5 separate regions of the Homo sapiens genome follow, and regions 1, 2, 3 and 5 are each linked to region 4. A link is an interaction called in ENCODE POLR2A ChIA-PET data of the cell type or tissue named here. Cell type or tissue: MCF 10A. All regions are shown on one strand.

Region 1 (4,000 bases), 59 kb before region 4:
GGGGGCACAGAGGTGAAGTCATCCTGTCCTTGAGGGGCTGACATTCTGATCCTCAAGACAGTCTCTGAAACACCGAGGGAGAGTTGGGGGAAGCCCAGGGTGTGGGGGAACACCGAGGAATAACACAGATTGGGGGTGGAGATCCAGGAGGGCTTCCTGGGAGAAGCTGCAGAGTGACACGGAAGATCAGTAGGAGTCAGCCCAAAAGATGGGAGAAGAGTATTTTAGACAGAGGGAACCTTATGTGCAGAGGAAGAGCCTGTGCTGCGATTGGCCCCCAAACAGAGCATAAGTCTGCTCCTGGCCTCTCCCCATGCCTGCCAAAGGCCCAGCTGAGTCACAGTAAGGGTCAGGGTGTCCATCTCAGTCCACTCATGATGTTGGTTGGTCTATGGAGCCCCTCTTCTGCGAGAGGCACAGCAGTGGCCCGTGAAGAGTGAGAAGAGAATCAGGACTCAGCACGCTGCTGTGGGAGTATTGTGGGGACTGATAGATAATGCCCATAAGCATCTGGTGTGGGGCCTAGCACCTAGTAGGCGCTCTGTGTACATTGGCTGGTCTCTCAGCACCTTGCCTGATTGACTGACTCCTCTTCCCCTTCGTAGTACTGATTTCTGGTTCCGAAAAGGCAGCTGTCCAGCTCTTCATCCCTGCGGAGGGGCCTTCCCAAGGGGAAGACCATGTGGGTCTGGTCATGGAACTTCCTGCTTTTTGTCCTTCCCTGATTTGGGGGTGGTAGCATGCAGGACATGAGACTGGCATGGAAGAGGGCATCATAAAGATCCTGGAATACATCCAGGGCACCCAATGCTGTGGGCAAGGAGGAATTGGAGCAGAGAAGGACCTTGCTTGCAGGTGCAGCATGGGAGATTGGCCCATGGGCTGAGAACAGGATGAATGAAGCAAGGAGGGTCAGGGCCAGGAAGGCTGAACTTGGGCAGTATCCAGAAAAGGACTAATGGGAGCTCGGAGGGCAGGGACAGAAAGCAGAGCTGGGAGGTTGTCACTGGGGTGGTAGAGGAGATCAGACCCTTCAGCTGATTAGCTGAAAGGTGGGGCCAGGACTGTAAATCTCCTACTAGATCCTCACTCGGCTTGGGTCAGTATGGATCTGAGCACATGAGGCCACACGGGATCTTAGTCTCTGTGTGTCACAAATGTCACTGAGTGATGGAACAGAAATGTTTATATCCAGAAGTTCTTTGTCCCATGAATGCACTGGGACCTAAATTCTTATGTGCAGAGGAAAAGTGCAGGCCTTGGAATGGCCTCTCCAGCATTGTTCCTTGGCAAACACAGGAAGATGGGTTTCCTTTAGCTTTGTGGTGCTGACATCTGAATCCGGACCCCTCCCCCAGCCTTTGGGGTCAGGGAGGGAGGCAGAGGACGAAGCAGTCGATGGAAAATAAACAGCCACCTCTGCTTTTTTGACTTATTTCATGTTCTTAGAATTTCCTCTCTTGGATTCTGGCTTTGTTATTTTAAAATTCCACACGTTGGTTAGGGTTGAGAAAACCCCCTGTTGCTATTGCTATGGAGAGGCAGCTCTACGCTGGGGGCACAGAGTCTCGGCACCCCTGGAGAAGTAAGCCGGCCAGCGGGCCTGCAGCCCAGTCTCCAAGTGAGTTTCTGAGTCAGCCTGTGCGAGGGAGGCTCTTGGGGCTGGGTGTGTGTGCCGCCTCTGTGTGAGCATGTGCTAGTCACACAGCTGGGATATGGCCGTGTTTTGGTTCCAGCTCTTTGGGCTAGAGCCACGCCGCAGTAGTGATAGCTCCATTTGGGGACTTCCAAAGGGGGTTCCAGGTGGGCTTGGATAGTGCATAAACTGAGAGGGCAACTCCAGCCCACTAGAGCCCTGCCTCACGCCCACACACACATGACTCAGACTGCTGCCTCCCCTGGACTGTGCTGTGGACACCTGGTCCTGTGCTGTCCTTCCATTAAGGCCTCTGCCTTTCCTCCTCCTCTCTTGACACCCATTCCCTTTTCCTTCAGGGGATGTGTACAAAAATTTAGGCACAAAAATAATCATTGCAGTGTTTCCTTCCTTCACCAATTCATTCATTCATTCATTCATCCGTCCATTCAGTCATACAACAAATATTTATTGAGTGCTTACCAGGCACCAGGCATTGTACTGGATTCTGGAAATACAGAGACAGAGAAACTGGAATACTGGAAACAACTCAAGGATCCCAACATTTAGTGGCATAAAGTATGGAGTATCTACATGACACAGGGCTGGAATGAGGGTGAAGCAACTGAAGTAGGGGGTACCCCAAAACCCCATAATCAAGACAAGTAATATTTTAATGCAACTTTTTAAAAATAAAGATTAATCCATGGTGAACCAAACATCAAAATTTTAAATAAAGTCAGGATCAGTAACAGTTCTGTGCTAGATCATATTTAGACCCCAGGGAAAGGAAAAATTAGTCATACAACACATTGACAGAATGTCATGCAAACATTAGAATATGTCGAGGAAGTTTGCTTATTGACGTAGAAAGAAACTCATGGCATATTGTTGAGTGAAAAAAAGGGAAATTACCAAGCCATATATAAAGTATAAGCCAATTAAAATATATATCTAGGTACTGGAAATGCTGAAAAAGCCTATGTCCAGATGTTAACAGCTCTTTCCTCTACAATTAACAGTTATGTTTTTGACTTCCTTTCGCCTATCTGTGTTTCCTGGATATTTTAATGACAAAGATGTAATATGTGTATAATTTTCTCAAATTTTTTTTTTGTTTGTTTTTGTTTTTTTTTCTGAGATGAAGTCTTGCTCTGTCGCCCAGGCTGGAGTGCAGTAGTACGATCTTGACTCACTGCAACCTCCACCTCCCGAGTTCAAGTTATTCTCCTGCCTCAGCCTCTTGAGTAACTGGGACTACAGGCGCATGCCACCACACCCAGCTAATTTTTGTATTTTTAGTGGAGACGGGTTTTCACCATGTTGACCAGGCTGGTCTCGAACTCCTGAGCTGGTGATCTGCCTGCCTCGGCCTCCCAAAGTGCTGAGATTACAGGTGTGAGCCACCGCGCCCGGCCTCAAAGATTTTTTTTTAATACAACAGGAGCATTGGAGCAGAGTATGCTGATCTGGAGAGACTCCCCACATCACCCCACTTCTCAATGTTGAGACTGGGGCAGGTCTGGGATTACCCTCTCACTTCCTCCATGAGAAAGCTGAGGCTCGGTGAGGCTGAGGCATGTGGTGGCGCCAGCCTCTGAAGGCAGGCGAGTCTTCAGGGTCCACATTGCCCCATAGGATGGCTGCGGCTCTTGTGTGCCAGCTTATGAACTTTTTCTGTCTTTCCCTTCATGGCCCAGCTGCTCTCCACTGGCCTACCTCTTCCACTGATGTTGTTTTTCAACTGAGAACAGAACTGCAGGAAGAAAGCCTGGATAGATGTGCCTAGCCCCATCTCTGGGTCCTCAATGAATGACAAGTGGGCTTGTGAGTGACTGAGTGAGGGAGTGAGTGATTCTGGTTAGAAAGTATTTCCAATGTTGTGTTGTTCTCTTTGGCACAGACATACCCTGCAGACTGGCATGAATCATAAGTAATTCCCTAAAGCCCCCATCTGCCTGGAAATGCCTAGTGGTATTTCCCATAGTTCAGAAGCCATCAGCCCTGCATGCCAGCAGGTTTAGCTATTCTCCACCCAGCCACAAACTCTTGCCCATCCCCTGGGGAGAACACTGGAGGGAGAGGAGCTTGAGGGAGAGGAGCTTGAGGTAGAGGTGACACCTCTGGAGACTGCAGTCATTCTGGGATTTTGCTCACAGAAGCCTCAGGGCTGCGATCCTCCCGGTAGGCTGTTTGTGACTTAGTAGGCCTTGTGTCTTAAGCATGATGCCTGAGGGCCAGAAGAGAAGCCCTTTCTCCCTCTCTTTTTTTAATTTATTATTATTATTTTTTAATTATACTTTAAGTTCTAGGGTAAGAGGTGGGTTCCCAGGCTTCAGCTCTCTCTCAGCAGCATGTGGTCTC
Region 2 (4,000 bases), 99 kb after region 4:
ACGTCAACCTCTCCCCTACTTCCTTTGGAGTCATTTGGTTGTTTTCAAATTCTCCACCCTTTGCCTGTTCCCCCCACCCACCCCCATCAAATCCGGTTTGTGTGTGGTGTGCGTGTGTTTGTATACACACACAGTTGGCTCTTGGTAAGAATAATATTAGCTGAAAACAGGAAATTGCAATTATCTGACTATTTTTGATGTATAAAAACAGCTTTTTCATATGGTTCAACCCAGTTGGTAAACTAAAATAAAAATCTAGGTGGAAATCCTTATAGTAATGAGCAGAACTAATGAAGGAATGGGGTAACCACTGGTCCCAGCTCTGTAGTTGTGTTTCTCACACCTGCAGCACTCAAGAGGCTCGATTCTGCAACAGCTGCATTGCTGTGACCAGGGTGACAGAGTGCAAGTTCATATAGTAGTTGGCTAAGAGCCAGATGAAATTTAGGCAGGGACATGCCCTGAGATTGGGTGATAACCTCACCTCAAGTTCTGTACCTCTCCTTCCTCCCATGGTCAGTGAGGCTAGTTTTCAGGAGGCAAAAAAGACAGAGGGTTCAGTTGAGCTGAGGAACCGATTTCAGCAACTGCCTAGGAGATCATTCGAGGACCTGAACCCCTGTCAGGACTCTGGCAAGCCCGGGGGTCTGACCCAGCATTCTCCCTGTCGCTCCTCCTGGCCCTGGTTGCTTTTCTGTCACCCCAAAGGCCAACACCCACAGTCCCTTGAATTCTCACTTCTAAGGTGAGGGCATTTGCTGGGTTTAGTCACTGTCCAGCATGGAACCCTGATGGATACCATAGATTCAAGGATCAGCTACCCAATTTATGGGGCCAAGTACCAAATGAAAATGTGGGTTCCTTGTTAAAAAATTATTAACACTTTCAAGACAGCAAAAGCGGAGCATTATACCAAATGCAGGCCCTTTTGAGTGCAGGCCCAGGGCAACTGCCTTGCTTGCACGCCTGAGCAGCTAGCTGGTCCAGGCTGGTTCCGGTGCAGAGGCCAGCACCATCCATCATCTGGGCCAGGAAGGCCACAAGGTATGAAGTCCCTTTAGGAGACCACCCAGCTGCCTTTTCAGGCCTGCCACTACCCAGTCTTTCCTCGAGAGCTCACTGATGGCGTATGGCACAGTGAGAGTGAGAAACTGGTGAACAAATATAACTGTGGGTAAAGCGGGGCCAAATCAAGAAAGGAAGCTTTGAAAAACAGTCTTTTCATGGAATTAACCTAAATGCCCACCAATGGCAGACTGAATAAAGAAAATGTGGTACATATACACCATGGAATGCTATGTAGCCATTAAAAAGGAGATCAGGTCCTTTGCAGGAATGTGGATGGAGCTGAAGGCCATTATCCTTAGCAAACTAACGAAGAAACAGAAAGCCAACACTGCATGTTTTCATAAGTGGGGGCTAAATAATGAGAACCAATAGGCACAAACTGGGGAAAAGCAGACACTGCGGCCTACTTGAGGGAGGAGGGTGAAGGAGGGAGGGGATCAGGAGAAATAACTACTGGGTACTAGGCTTAGTACCTGAGTGATGAAATGATCTGTATACCAAACTCCTGTGACAACAGTGTCCCTGTATTAACAAATCTGTACATGAATAAGAGTTTTTGTTTTGTTTTTTTTTTTTTTAAAAAGAAAAACAGTCTTTCTAGAGCCTAATGGATTATTCCTGGATGATGCCTAAATTATCCAAACGATTTCATGCAAAGATCTGGGAAACAGCTTAATGAAAGAGCCCCAGGCCTGACTATAAGTTGGGGACACAGGTGGGCAAAATTCCTGGTTCCAGACCTCTTTTTCTTTAACCAAAAGTTCTGAACTGCCCTCAACTTTTGGGTGCCCTCACTTTGCCCCCGACAAAGCATGAGTGGGGAGCCCACTAGGTGAGCTGCTCAGTCCAAGCCTGGCTGGCCAGAATCCCAGGAAGGCTGTGCTTTCCTCACATAACCGCTAGCTAGCACTTTGGGCAGCCCAGGTATGCAGAATCACTTTCAAGCGAAAGATCACACGTATTGAGAATCTTCAGCGTTCAGAGCTAACAATCAGCCAGTGATTCAAACTTTCTAAAAGGAATTGAGCGCCCCCTGCTGGGTATTGTAGCATTGACATTAAACTATCCTCTCAAATGCATCAAAATCTGAAACTACAGAGATTTAATCTCGTATAAAATCCAGTGACAACAGGACTCATGGTGACAACATTATATATGAGTTTGATAAAAGGTTGAATCTTTAAATGTTTCATGACTCCCATGCTCCTATTAAAAATGCTTCTAGTTCTTTATCTCAATTTTAGAAACAAGGTACACACTTTAAAGTTCTAAGTATTCTGGTAGGATTTTCTTCCCATGTCACAGAAAGTTTTACAGGAAAGGTAACATGGTCCTGGGAGAGGACATGGGTTTTGGGATCAGACAACCTAGGCTGGAATCCATTTACTATTTGAATGACTTGGAATAAGTCTTTTTTTTTTTTTTTTGACGGAGTCTCACTCTGTCGTCCAGGCTGGAGTGCAGTGGCACCGTGTCAGCTCACTACAACCTCTGTTTCCTGGGTTCACATAATTCTCCTGCCTCAGCCTCCCAAATAGCTGGGATTACAGGCGCCCACCACCATGCCCGGCTAGTTTTTTGTTTGTTTGTTTTTGTTTTTAATATATTCTTAGTAGAGACGGGGTTTCATCATGTTGGCAAGGCTGGTCTCAAACTCCTGACCTCAGGTGATCTGCCCGCCTCAGCCGCCCAAAATGCTGGGATTACAGGCGTGAGCCACCGTGTCCAGCCTGGAATAAGTCTTTCAATGTTAACTTGGAACAAATCATTTAAGTCACCATCTCCTGATCAATAAGGACAATGCTATCCACCTAAAAGGTGAATGTCAGGGCTGGAACTCATGTGTTTAAAGTGCATAGAAGTGCTTGATTAACCATCGTGTCATCGTTACGATACTATTACGATGTGAGTCTAAGTTGGGTTTCAAAGGATGAGCAGCCCCTGGACTCAGACCTTGTTTCCAGAGACTAGGGGCTGTAACTTTAGTCCTGTGTCTAGCTCAGAGATCTAACCCCTGGGTCATGAGGGCAGTGCTCACACTGGGCAAGTCTGGACAATTCCACCTCGAACAAATATTTCAAGTCCTTCTACTTTTACCTCTATCTTGCCAATCCAAACTACCATCATTTCTCACTTGAGCCAAAGCAAAGCTCTTCTAATTTTTCTTTCCACTTCTATTCTTATCTCCAAAGTGATATATACATATATATATATATTTAAATCCAATCTGATCAGGCCACTCTCTCTAGTTAGAACCTTTCAATGACTTAGAAAAACTTTTTTTAGCCAGACACCTGCCTACCCACCTTGCTTATAATGCCAGTCCTACCTCCTGGCTTTATGCAGTTAGCTCTCTCTGTAAGCAATCCTCATCTCCCAATTCTTTCCCTTATTACTACTACTCATCCTTTGGGTGTTGGGTCACAAGCTCAAGGAGGGTACAAGAGATAGCACATTTCTTTTTTTCAAAGCAAATTAAGTCCATTTGGCCTCACTCTGCTGCACTGCAAGCAGAAATTAATTCTGTGGTCCCTGGGGTGTCCTTTCCCCTTCTTAGGGTCTTGCAAGCATTTAGGACACTCATGAATGACCTGGAAAAATGGGTAAAGACCTCTACTCTTCAGTCTATCTGGGTCGTTGCTATTATCTTCACTGCCAAGTCTGAGGGGGCCCTTGTAGGAGGGGGTTCCAAGCTTGGAGGTCTTTGCCTTTTCTGGAAGACTCAGTGTTGAGGTGCAGGTTTCCTCTGGAGCACCCAACAAACCATGAAACTCTGAAGTTCACCATCTCACTGTGGTACTGAGTGGAACACAGCTTTCCACTACTCCTAAGAGGTTCCTGTCTGCAGACCCTCTTCTCTCCCACCCTCCCCTGCTTCCCAAACAAGGACTAGGGTTATTATTAAGCATGTCCGCTTCCTGATGTGCACGGG
Region 3 (4,000 bases), 66 kb before region 4:
GAATTTGGAAGAGCCCTTGTCCGTGAACTGGCTCCTTCCTTTGTTTCTCTCCTTCTTGAGGTACAAGGACAGAGCCAAGAAAGACTGATTAGAGTGTTAGGCAGACAAGAGAGTCAGGAAAAGGGTGGAATGTTTCCAGGTGCCTGACAAGGAAAAGGGAAAACAGATCCACAGGGATCTAGGGAGCTGGAGCTTTTGAAATCAGTTGTTTGACCTCAGAATGTCTCTACAGAAACAGCGTTTTCCATGGTGGGTGGTTCCCAGCTCGTCTCCTACTCCAACTCACTCCCAAGCTGAACAGCTGTACAGGACCTTTCCAGAAAAGTTGTAAGACTGGGCCGGGTGCGGAGGATCATGCCTGTAATCCCAGCACTTTGGGAAGCCAAGGCGGGCAGATTGCCTGAGATCAGGAGTTCGAGACCAGCCTGGCCAATGTGGTGAAACCCCATCTTTACTAAAAATACAAAAATTAACTGGGCGTAGTGGCATGCACCTGTAGTGCCAGCTACTCGGAAGGCTGAGGCAGGAGACTCTCTTGAACCCGGGAGGTGAATGTTGCAATGAGCGGAGATCACGCCACTGCACTCCAGCCTGGGTGACAGAATAAGACTCAAAAAAAGACTGTAGCAGTGTTGTTTTCCAAGTTTGCAAGAAAGTAGAAACATTGAAGCAGCAACAATTTTGCATTTACCTTGAATGGCAGTGCTGGAGGCAGAGGGAGTATTAATGTTTTGTGCTTGGTGGAGATAGCAGTGGGCCAAAGACAAGCCCTGCATCCCCCTAGAGGTGAATATGGGTGAGATGGACAGAAGAGAAAAAGAATCCAAGGGGGAAAGGAGATTATGAGAAAGGAGAAGCCTCAACTGGGCAGAAGCCCTTCCCTGACCTTAGTACCCAGCCTTCTCCACCCCTGATTTTGCTAACCCTGCCCAGCACATAGTAGGTGTTTAATAAGTAATATAAGTAATAGGCTCTGTGAGGTCAGGGCACTTCTCAAGGGTGTGAGGATGAATATCCACAAGTCAGAAGTCTGTAATTTAGGGGTGGTTGGGAAGCACAGCAACAAATGTTTCACGTATTTTGATCTTTCAATTCACCTGTGCAGATGCGTAAATTCTTCTGGATTGCGGAAGAACTGATTGTTCCCTAAGGGCCCTGTTTGGGGTTGGCAGATCTTGCGTACCTCTTCTGGGCCACCAGACCCTCTCTTTCTTCATCACCAAACCCAGGAAGGGCTCATATCCCGTTCTGCAGGTGTGGGTAGGAGAAAGCTGGGGGAACACCCAGGGGTTACTAGCTTTTAACAAAACCACATTTTAGTTGGCTGGAATCCTAGTCATGAGCAGGGATGATTACAGAGGGCTCACCTCACACCTTGTCCTGGCTTCAAATGGACTGAGTGGGCCCAAGCATGTTCCAGAGAGCTTAGTGGTGATGCAACTCCCGCAGGCCACCAGAGCACAGAAATCCTTACTCTGCCTGGGCCTGGCTTTGTGTGTTTTCAGTTGTTCTGTCCTGGTGGCTTTGGGGAATACAATTCTTAGTCCTCAGAACACCAGCCTACACTAACTCTGCTGTTTAACACTTGCCTCTGTTTGAATGTTTTGTGATAGTTGTTTGCTAAAGTTTGTTAACCTTGCCTTGCACATATTAGGTGATCAATAAGTAATTGTATGAATTAATAAACTCTGATCCTTTCTCAGGGTCTAGCTCTGCAATATGCCTGGAGAATAAGTGACACTGCTTCCCTGCTGTCACCACTCCTTCCCTCTGCGATGTATGCTGAGCACCTTCCAGAGCGCTCTGCATTTCCATGGGGAGGGTGCTTGTGCACACACACACAGGCTCGTACTCACTACACCTGTCCAGGACGTGTTCACTGCTCCTCCGTGTGTGTTAGCTCAGGAACAGGAGAGTTCCTGTCCACAACCTCTCACTATCTCTCCAGGTCTGTGTCTAGAAAGATGTTTCAGTTGCCTTTCAGTGTCTGCAGGCATCAACATCAAGCGTCATGACCAACATCATAGCAGAGGTCCTGCCTATGTGCTCGCCACTGTTTACTGCTTTTCATTTATCCTTTCATTTGCTTCTAGCAACAACCCTAAAAAGTAGGTCTGATTATCCGATTTTAATGCTGAAGATACTGCGACTCAGAGAAGCTAATTTGCCCAAGATCACACAGATGAGCCCAGATACCACCCCAGGTCTTTGCAACACATCGCTGTATAAATAATTACGCCATTATACTAGAGCATCAAAGCGAGTTCAGCAAATAGTAAAGGAAGGAGCCGGGGTTCTGAGGCACTACATGTTAGGGCCACCAGGGGACGCTGTTTCTCTATACTTGGACCAGGAACGCAGCCACTCCCCTGCAGACCTCAGGAATGCAGCCTGAGTGTGGCCTTGGGAACACAAGGGAGTCCCACAAATTCACACCCAGTAGGGCCCACCCCACCTTGCTTCAGCACAGTCTTCAGCCCACCCTCACCCCCACAACTTGGCAGGGGAGCATGGGGAGGCTGGCGGTTGCAGATACCAAAGTAGAAGTCTGAATTGGAACATGTGATTCTTCTGCTCTGTCAGAAATTCTTCCAGTTGTGGGGCCTGGCCGCCTGATTTTCAGGGAAATGGCTAACTGCTGGGGCGCTTCTGATAGCAGAAAGCTTTTCAGAGATGGGCTCCTGGGGTGAGAGGATCCTGGTTAGGTCAGTGGCCTCCAAATTGGGATATGTAAGATGATCTGTTGGGGGTGCAGGAAGAAAATAACAGAACCTTTATGTGAGTATTTATAATTTTAATCTAAAAATAAGAGCTGATGCGGTGGCATGGGTCTGTAGTCCCAGCTACTTGGGAAGCTGAGATGGGAGGATCGCTTGAGCCCAGGGGTTTGAGGCCAGCCTGGGCAACATAGCGACACCCTGTCTGTAAAATAAGTAAATAAATAAATGACAATGTGACTTCATTTTTTTTTTTTTTTTTTTGAGACAGTCTTACTCTGTCGCCCAGGCTGGAGTGCAGTGGTGCAATCTTGGCTCACTGCAGCCCCCACCTCCCTGGCTCAAGAGATCCTCCCACCTCAGCTTCCCAAGTAGTTGGGACTACAGGCGCCCGCCACCACGCCCAGCTAATTTTAATGTTTTATATTCAGATTGGTGCTGGCTCTGTCACTGGTTTGTATTTCAAATAGTACTGAGTCGGCAAAGTGTGTGTGGTGAACTGAGAGAAGAATGGGGGTGCCCTGACAGGAACAAGCCTCAGCACAGTTGGCTTGCTCCTGCTGGATAGGATTTCTGCTGGATATACCAAACCTAACTAGATAACACATAACTGAACCACAGTCATCCTCACGGAATTGACAAGTAACTTCTAAGGATTCCTATGAAGAGTCCAAGGTTTGATGGTAAAGCGATCAGTATCTGCATGTTCGAACCAGACGAAGATGCCTGAGCTGCCACTTCCACTTTTTGTGGGGACTCTTAGCTGCATTATGACATAAAAATGACATTCTAAACAGACCTTTTAGGGCACTCATCTCCCAAATTTAAACCTGTCAAAATTATTTGAAATTATATCTATTATCACTTACAATGAACCTTGCTGTAATAATAAAAAATCGCTGTGCCTTGATACAGTAATAGCCAGTGACAGCAGCACAGGTACATGGTATGTCAGGGGTGCAGGCCAAACCCTATTTGGGGGTGGAGGCACAGATCAAAAGACCACTGGAGTATGCCGCAGCCAACAGTTCAGCGTTCCTGTCTTTACCATTCTTAGTTTGTTTTGGGCCAAGGGCCTGAGCTGTTAGGTTTGTGAAGACTTGCTGACATTGCTTAAGGGCTAGGCATTGGAACTATGACCCTTGGGGACTTTGGTTTCAATTCCAGTTGAGGCATTTCAAGTCAGGTGGTTTTTGTTTGTTTTTGGTCTACTTTACAAGTGTCCAATTCCTGTAACAGAAAGGAGGGGAGGAAGAGAAAAGGGAGGAGGAAGGGGGTGGGAG
Region 4 (4,000 bases):
TCTTTCTTGACATCAGTGTCAAGGAAGCCCATCTTGACTTGGGCCAACTGGAGAAGTAAGGGGAGGCTGTTGGTTGAGAGACCTGGGGCAGGGGAGAGGGGACTGTGAGCCTAAAGTGCTGGGAGATTATATCGGAGAAAGGAGTTCCCTTCTAAGCCTGGGCTCCCAGTGGTTCATGGACTGGAAATCTGCCTGCCTCTCTCACCCAGCTTCCTTTCCACAGCCTCTTCCAACACAAATCTCCAAACTGGGATCCAGGGAAAACTAAACAGAATCCACACTGCCACAGGTCCTGTGTGTATGGGCAGGGGTTGGGGGGGTGGGTGGGAGGAATGTGGCCCCTCCTCTGCCACTAAACTAGCCCTAGTGTCCTGCTTCAGTTTGGGCTATGGCATGTTGGCAGAGCAGCCATTCCCGATCTTTTCCCTCTCCCCACCCCAGTACTCCAGCTGCCCAGAGCTGGGGAGTGGGGGATGAGTCTGGAGGGCACCTCTGTACCCATCCTTCCTGGCACCCAGTCATGCGCCCCCCACACACAACGAGGGGTAGATGTGCAAGACTCCAGAGCTACCCGAGGCAAAGCAAGCAAATGGGATTCAATTCGTATGGGATTCAGTTCGCCCTGGAGTTTTATCTGCGGGCATTTCCTATGATAATCACTCTCTGGGCCGACTCCCACAGAGAAGGCAGGGGAGCGGCAGGAAGGAATGCGGAGCCTTCCTGACAGATTCCAGGCGCTCCATAGTGTGCCCGGACTGGGAGCAAGGAACATCTCCAAGGCCTCTCATCGCGAATTTGTCCCGGCCAAGCCCCTCAGATTCACGTCCTTTCAGACATCAAACGCCTGGGCCTTTACAAAAACCTGCTTCCGCGCCCCCGGCCGCGAACCTCTGCTGCACTCGCCCGCTGCGCTCTCTGAAGGCCGCCTTTCTAAGCCAGCGCGCGTCTCCAGCCTTGGCCTGGGCTCCTGCTCGCCTAAGGAACCAAAGACAGTCTCCAAGCTAGGAGGTTCTGGCACCCCAGCCAGGGCTCCCGCCCCACCACGAGCCCGGGCGGACCTGGAGCACCGGTGGCCGCTGGTACGCCTGGGGCGAGCCGGTGAGGGTAGCCCGAGGCCCGGAGAGGTCTTTAAGCATCGCGGGTCCGCCTCCCTCCCTCTCGAGCCCTCTTTGTTTTCCAAATACTCTAACGCTGACGTCACCGGGCTGGACAGCAGGCTGCATTCTTTCTAAGTGAGGGCCAATTCGTGGCTCCAGAGAGGATTTTCCAAGGAAGACAAAGAGGAATTCTTGGACTAGTTGGGGGCAAAGGCACCTGTAACCCCCACCTAACCAAATCAGCCCGCAGGACCCTGCAACTTGAGCTCCAAGCGGCGCCTCCATCCCTGTCCCCCGCCACCCCCACCCCCGCCGACCTGCAACCCGAAACACTGTGGCTGTTGTCTCCGGAGTCGGCCCTCTCCCCTCTCCCCCAGCCCCAAGAGACCCGCGCGTTTCTAGAGCCCCGCAAAGCCCAGCGCGCTGCGCTCCCTGGGCAGAGCGGCCCTTGCCAGGCACTGCGGCTGCCTCGAAAGGGCGCACTGCGCCCCGAGGACGCTCGATCCTCGAGGCTCCGACTCCCGGAAAAGGCCGGGTTGCGCCGAGACTCCAGCTTTGGCTGGGGCACGTTTCTGTGGCCTCGCGCGCTCTCCCGAGCGCCGAGCGGCCTTCCTTACCGCTGCGGCCCGAGGGTGCCCAGCGCAGTCAGACACCACAACCTCCGGCTCGGCCCAGCTCAGCTCGGCGGCGAAGATGTGTTCTCGGCCGTGGCGCCGACGCTCTGGCTGTTCGCGCCCCAGCGCGCAGCCCCAGGGTCGGCCCGCGCCGGAGGCGGCTGCTATGCCAGGAATGTGAGAGTTTCAGGTTCCCCCTCGGGATCAAAGCGAACCACAAATAACCTCTCAGCGCACCGCCCTCCTCCGCCCTCCGCCTTCTCCCGCTCCCTCCTCCCGGCCCCCGCCTTCCTCCGGGGAGGCGGCGCTGCTGGCCGAGCGCCGGCCCGGCCCCCGAGCTCCGTTCCTCCGCGCCCAGCGCCCTCCAGGCCGCGGTGTGTCCGCCCCTGCCCCATGCTTTGCCTTCGGAGCTGCTGGAGACAATTTAATCCAACTCTGCCCATTATCGCCTCCACTCCCAGTCGCCGACCCGCTCTCACCCTTCATCCCTAAACCCATCGACGGGACGACAGCAAGGGCTGTACCACGCGTGTCCTGGGGTTGCTGCGGGAGGGGACTCCGGCTGTGTGTGTGTGTGTGTGTGTGTGTGCGTGTGTGTGTACCGGGGGAGGTGGGAAAGGGAGGAGGGACTGCAAAGACATCCATATCCTCTGGGCTGGGACAGTGCCCCGGGCTAAGTGAATGCTTCCAGCCACAGAGCCTCTTTCCCCTAACCCCCGCTGTTTTCACCCCCAGCGGCAACCTTTGAATGCACTTTTGTTTACAAACACCTTCGCCAGCTATTTTACGACCGTCTCGACAGGAAGTGTGAATCTGGGTTGGAAAATCCGGTCAATTTGACCCACCTACCCAACTGAATCACCCGCCGCCAGGCGCTCTGTCCAGTTCTTCCCCAAGGTGATAATAGGCGCCCCTTTACGCAGAGTGCAAGGTGTGCCACCGCTGGCTTTTCGCCCAGTCATCCGATTCAGCCCTGCCAAGCACCCTCCAACGGAGTTCTGTTATCATCCCTGTGTTGTAAATGAGGACACCAGGGCTCAGAGAGCTTAAGCAGCGTGCCCAGAGTCACACACAGTGAGAACCAGGTAATCAACCACTGGGCTGCTTGGTTTCTCATTCTCAAAACCCCTCCCTGGCTATCAGAATCCAGGCTCCCTAGATGGACAGGGCAGACACTGGGAGCCCTCCTCTCTCCACTTACCCTGTCCTTGCTTTAGTCTCTTCTTTACCTCCCCCTACACCCCTGCCAGCCAGGGGCTTTCCCCTGTACCCACTTCTGTGGCTCCTGCATGGAATCCTCTCCTCTGCCCCCAGGACACTTCCACTGCTAGATGGAAACCCCTTCTTCAGAAAGCTCGCTCTGACACATGCTGTCCCCGTTCCCCATCACACAAGCCCTCTCTACAAGTCAGTTGGGGTGAGGTGGGGGCAGTCAGGCCCCTGTCCACCCAGAGAGTCAGGGCTGATTTCTACCCCTGGCTGGGTCCTCCCATCAGCATGGAGTTTGCAAGTCCCAAATTCACTGGAGGGAAACAAGGACAAGGAAATTCTGCAAGCTTAATTGCCAGGGACATTGTTAATTTTTAATAAAACTCACAAAAAGTGTGTGTGTGTGTGCGCACGTGTGTGTTTTACTTGGAAGTCAAATACTGTGTTTCAAACAGTGATTGGATCTGAGATGATTGAGCAAATGGATCATTTGTGCCAAGCTACGGGATATTTGTCTTTCCAAGGATCCCCTTACGAAGAGAAGCTGTGATCAGTATACCACTGTAGGTAGGAATTTTAGAAGTGAAAGGAAAGAGGTCTCTGAGTGGCCTTACCTTATGGACAGCATAATTGGTGGAGGCAGGGGAGTGGTTGTGGACATGTGCACTCGGGTTGTAAAACCAGGGGAAAGACCACATGGTACAGTCCTGTCTTTCAGGCATTTGGGAGGATACCTGACAAAATGTTTGACAAATATTCTTGAGATGGTTGCAGAAAGGCGTCAGTTCAAGGCAGCTAGGGTGAAGGAGGTACATCTTGGAGTGGACAAGCCTGCTGCAGAGCCACACAGGCCCCCATGATTGCTAATTTCTGTCCCCAAAGGGACAGAAGCGGGAGAGGGATCCCAAAACCTAAATGAGAAATGTGCATGTACTTTTATTTTTCCTTTCCCTTTCTCTCTGCAGAAAGAACAGAAGGCAAGATCTGTCAGGCATGGCCTGCGGTGGAGCCTACCTAAGCTGGCGGCCACCCCAGCTCTGCAGGATAGTTGGTGGAGAAGGTGACCACTGTTCAGATGTG
Region 5 (4,000 bases), 72 kb after region 4:
TTCATCTTTGGTTTTGAAAGATATTTTTACTTCCTATTGATTTGTTTTCCTTTCAGAATTTTTTTTTTTCTCTTTTTGAGACAGAGTCTCACTCTGTCACCCAGGCTGGAATGCAGTGGCGTAATCTCGGCTTACTGCAACCTCCTCCTCCCGGGTTCAAGTGATTCTTCTGCCTCAGCCTCCTGAGTAGCTGGGACTACAGGCACGTGCCACCATGCCTGGCTAATTTTTGTATCTTTTAGTAGAGACGGGGTTTCACCATATTGACCAAGCTGGTCTCAAACTCCTGACCTCATTTCTTTCAGAATTTTTAAAGTGTCATTCCACTGTCTTCTGGCTTGCACTTTTTTCTAATGATAAATCATGGAAATTCTCATTTTGTTTTTTATGTGTTATTTGTCTTTTAAAAATCTGTCTGCTTTTACGATTTTCTCCTTATCCTTGGTTTTCAGCAATATGCTGTCATGTAGTTTTATTTGTGCATACCTTTCTTGGGATTAAGTGAGTTTACTAAATCTGTGGTTTTAGAAATGTTTTCAAATTTGGAAGAATTTCAGGTATTATTTCATCAAGTATTTTTCTGGCCTTTACTTCTTCACACATATGTTCAACTACTTGATATGTTTCCATAGTTAATAGGCTCTGTTAATTTATTTTAGTCTTTTTTTTCTTTTGCATGTATCATTTTGGAGGGTTTTTATTGTTATGTCTTCAAATTCACTTGCCTTTTCTTCTGCAGTGTTTAATTAGCTGGTAATTTCATCCAATAAAGTTTTAATTTAATACCTCTTTTTTTATCCGTATAGTTTTTATTTGTTCTTTTTTATAGCTCTCATTTCTTTTCGCATTATGTCTGTTTACATGAGCATATTTGTAATAGTTGTTTTAATATCCTTTTTTGTTAACTCCAAAGTCTCTGTCATTCTGGGTATGTTTTTATTGACTGATGTTTCCCCTAAGTATGGGTCACATTTTCCTGCATTTTTGTATGTCTAGTAATTTTTACTGGATGCTAGGCATTGTCACAGTTACCTTTTTGAGTGGATGACTTCTGTTTCTTGTAAAGAATATTAAATTTTTATTGTGGCATGCACTTAGGGAACTTAGAATCAGCTCATTTTTTTCAAAGTTTGTGTTAAATTTTTCTAAGGCAGGTCTAGAGTAGCCTTTATTTTAGGTCTCTTTTATTTAGTTTTACTACCAAGTTACAACTCTTCTAGGATCTGCACTGAGTTCACTGGGTGTTAAATGAGATCTCTTCCCTCTGGCTGGATCTCTACTATCTCATAGCCTGTGTAAGCTCTAGGAACTGTTCAGCATACAGATTCTCAGTACTTCTTTGCATAGCTTTGTGGAGTTTTAACCTAAGCATTCAGAGCTTAGTTTTCAGCAATAGATTCAAGGAGACCCCTATGCAGATTCTAGGCTCGTTCTCTGCATAGTTCTCTCTGTTCCAGTGCTCTGCCCCATAAATTCCAGCTGATTTAGCCTCCCTTAACCCTGATCTCTGCTTGCTTAACTTGGCAAGACTGCAGTGTTATGCTTGTGTTCCTTCCCCTGCACCACTGTCTGGAAAAGTGACTCTTGGCAGAAAGCCAGGGAAACTGTAGGGCTTGCTTGTTTGTTTCATGACTCTTGTTGATCATAGTTCTGCACTTCTTGTTGTCTAGGATTTGGAAATAGCTGTTTCATAAATTTGTCCAACTTTCTTATTGTTTTCAGTGGTAGGACAACTCTGGTAGCAGTTACTCTGTCATAACTATAAGATAGAGATGAGCTTTTAAAAAGACCACATTCACAGCAGTGGTGACTATAAGCTTTTTTTCATACAGCCTCACATGAAGGAGCTTTGGGAACTGAAAAGGACTATGGAGAATCAGAGATCTTGAGATTTGACAGTGGTAGCAGAAGTCCAAGATGCCAGGGAAGATAGCTTAGCAGAAAATCTGACAGCCAGGCTAGAACAATCAGGATTTCTGATGTGTAGGCTTGGAATAGAATAGATTTCAGTACTTTCTATCTAAAAATTATTTGCCTCTTATTGAAGCAGAGGACCCAATATGAGATAGACAAGGGACTCTTCTTCTGATAATTGGATTGCAACCTTGGCTACATACTTAAATCATTGAGGGAGCTTTTACAAATCCTGGTTCTTAAGTTGTACTGAAAAAAATAAATCAGTCTGTGGGATGAGTCTAGGCATGTGTATCTTTTAAAGCTCCTTGGGTAATTTCAGTGTGCTGCCAAAGCTGGGGACCACTGCTCTAAGGTGCTCCACTGCCAGCATGGAGGGTTAGGGTTAGAGTTAGTATTAGGGTTTCACTTTGGGGAGCTCTATTAGCTGTTCTGCATATCTTGTCTCTTTACTATCCCCTTCCTTTCCTTTCCTGAACACTTTCTCAGCTGCTCTTGTTCTACTCAGAGGAAGACCCAGGTGATGAGACAGTGGGGAAGGCCAGGCAGGAGGTGTTGCAGTTGGGAGGAGGGAAGGGTGGACCCAGAAGAGGGTACAGGAAAGAACCCAGGAAGGGACCCAGGAAGGAGGAGGCAGAGAGCAGATGCTGCAGAAGCCAGGGTGTGTGGGGGTCCCCATTTCCCCTTCCCTTCTTTCTGCTGTCACACTTCCTTCCCCTGCTCCAGGCCCAAACAAGTCTGGAGCTAGCCAGCTCAGTTGGTGACTGTCCAATATCTTCTGCCCACACTTCCTGACCACAATCCTCCTTCGGGGTGATGAAAAGGCCCTGGAAGTCCCTTGCCATTTACTGAGGAAGCGTGGGCTTGTCTCCTGGGAACAGAAGCCGTAGACTTTCTGTGATGGAAAGTGCCATGGGTCAGAGCTCATGCCCTGCCACTGACTTGCAGAATGACCCTGGATCAGTTGCTTCTCCTCTCTGCACCTCAGTTTCCCCACTTCTAAAGTTAGAAGATTCAACTGCATGGTTTCCTTGATCCTCCACCTCTGTTTGAATGTGTGCAGGCAGCCTGTATTCCTTTGGGAAGGCTCCAGAAGTTGACTTTAAGGACCCTTTTCTCCCCAGAGGTGTGTGAGGTATGGTGAGTGTTGGCTCTGGCCTCTGCTCCTGAAGTGTGCCCAACTCTGAGGGGCAGGCTGGAAATAAAGACGGTTTTAGTAGCTGAGAAGACAGCAGGTGGATTGTTGGATGTGTAATGGATCATTAAGTGAAACTGGACCTTAGCATGGCCTTTTCTTTTCCTTTAAAGCTGAGAAAAATGACATTTCAAAAGGGTCATGTTGGGGGCAGACAACATGTTTGTTTTGAAAGGGACCACTCAGCACTCCCACTGATGATGTGGGAAAGGAAATACCTGCTCTCTGGGCTGAGGGTGTGCCATGGAGATTCCTGGAGATTGGGTGGGGTGAGGGTAGACAGCCAGATGGAGGGTGTGGGGAGAGGGCCCTGTCCTTGGAGGATGTCTGGGAGCTGGGTGGAAGCCAGTGCAACAGGGACTCTCAAGACAAGGTTGGGCCTGGGGCTGTCTCAGGATGTGCTTGGAGCAGCAGTGTGGGAGGGATTTCTGAGCATGGAAGAAGGGCACAAAGCGGGAGCCAGGTCCCCAACCTAGGACATGCAGCAATGCTCTGGTGGGGCTCGGCCACAGCCGGCAGCAGAGATGCCCTCACAAGGACATTGGGCAGAAGGGGCAGCAGTGCTGGGGCCAGCGGTGAGCAGGGAGACTGGAAGCATGTCTGCGGCCTTGCTTCAGAGCCCATGTGGGATGGCACCTGGGAACCCCCAGAAACATCTGGAGAGCGGACCAACAGAGAGCCCAGAGTCTCTGCATTGGGAAGGCAGGGACTCACAGTGCTTGGCCCACAGCTCACTGAGGCACCACACAGAACAAGGCAAAGGCTGATTACGAGAGCAAAATATGTAGCACCCAGTGTCCACAGGTGTGTTTACAGAACTGCTGCTGTGATTATCGTCATTGTTAATGAGCTATCATAGGAATGTTTTCATGAACTGTGGCCCAATTTACG

Evidence for each region. ChIA-PET counts read pairs that join two places held together with the same protein. Peaks named below come from ENCODE experiments on the same cell type or tissue, not always from the same donor. Only the 100,000 strongest peaks of a DNase experiment are listed, where the experiment ranks them.
Region 1: POLR2A ChIA-PET joins it to region 4 with 18 read pairs; 21 of 35 experiments call an interaction of 5 or more read pairs at or near these places.
Region 2: POLR2A ChIA-PET joins it to region 4 with 64 read pairs; 19 of 35 experiments call an interaction of 5 or more read pairs at or near these places.
Region 3: POLR2A ChIA-PET joins it to region 4 with 15 read pairs; 19 of 35 experiments call an interaction of 5 or more read pairs at or near these places.
Region 5: POLR2A ChIA-PET joins it to region 4 with 25 read pairs; 9 of 35 experiments call an interaction of 5 or more read pairs at or near these places.

Annotation. Positions count from the first base shown.
Region 1 is chr3:134,314,036-134,318,035 of GRCh38, forward strand. The region is part of intron 1 of LINC02004 (long intergenic non-protein coding RNA 2004); the gene reads left to right. Among named protein-coding and RNA genes, the nearest start is that of LINC02004, 2.5 kb to the left of the region's middle. RefSeq lists an enhancer at 1-253. In MCF 10A, no CTCF peak of the experiment used is centred here; DNase peaks (open chromatin) are centred at 1,636 and 3,626.
Region 2 is chr3:134,472,028-134,476,027 of GRCh38, forward strand. No RefSeq gene overlaps it. Among named protein-coding and RNA genes, the nearest start is that of ANAPC13, 12 kb to the right of the region's middle. In MCF 10A, a CTCF peak has its summit at 2,092 (motif pointing left); a DNase peak (open chromatin) is centred at 2,084.
Region 3 is chr3:134,306,235-134,310,234 of GRCh38, forward strand. No RefSeq gene overlaps it. Among named protein-coding and RNA genes, the nearest start is that of LINC02004, 5.3 kb to the right of the region's middle. RefSeq lists a silencer at 2,233-2,527. In MCF 10A, a CTCF peak has its summit at 2,327 (motif pointing right); DNase peaks (open chromatin) are centred at 1,357, 2,347 and 3,987.
Region 4 is chr3:134,372,628-134,376,627 of GRCh38, forward strand. It overlaps AMOTL2 (angiomotin like 2), which reads right to left and starts at 1,820. Exons shown (of 10, transcript NM_016201.4): 1 at 1,715-1,820. RefSeq lists enhancers at 1,080-1,879, 1,880-2,679, 2,680-3,477. In MCF 10A, no CTCF peak of the experiment used is centred here; DNase peaks (open chromatin) are centred at 1,184, 1,934 and 2,504.
Region 5 is chr3:134,444,278-134,448,277 of GRCh38, forward strand. No RefSeq gene overlaps it. Among named protein-coding and RNA genes, the nearest start is that of MIR4788, 8.5 kb to the left of the region's middle. In MCF 10A, no CTCF peak of the experiment used is centred here; DNase peaks (open chromatin) are centred at 1,584 and 2,714.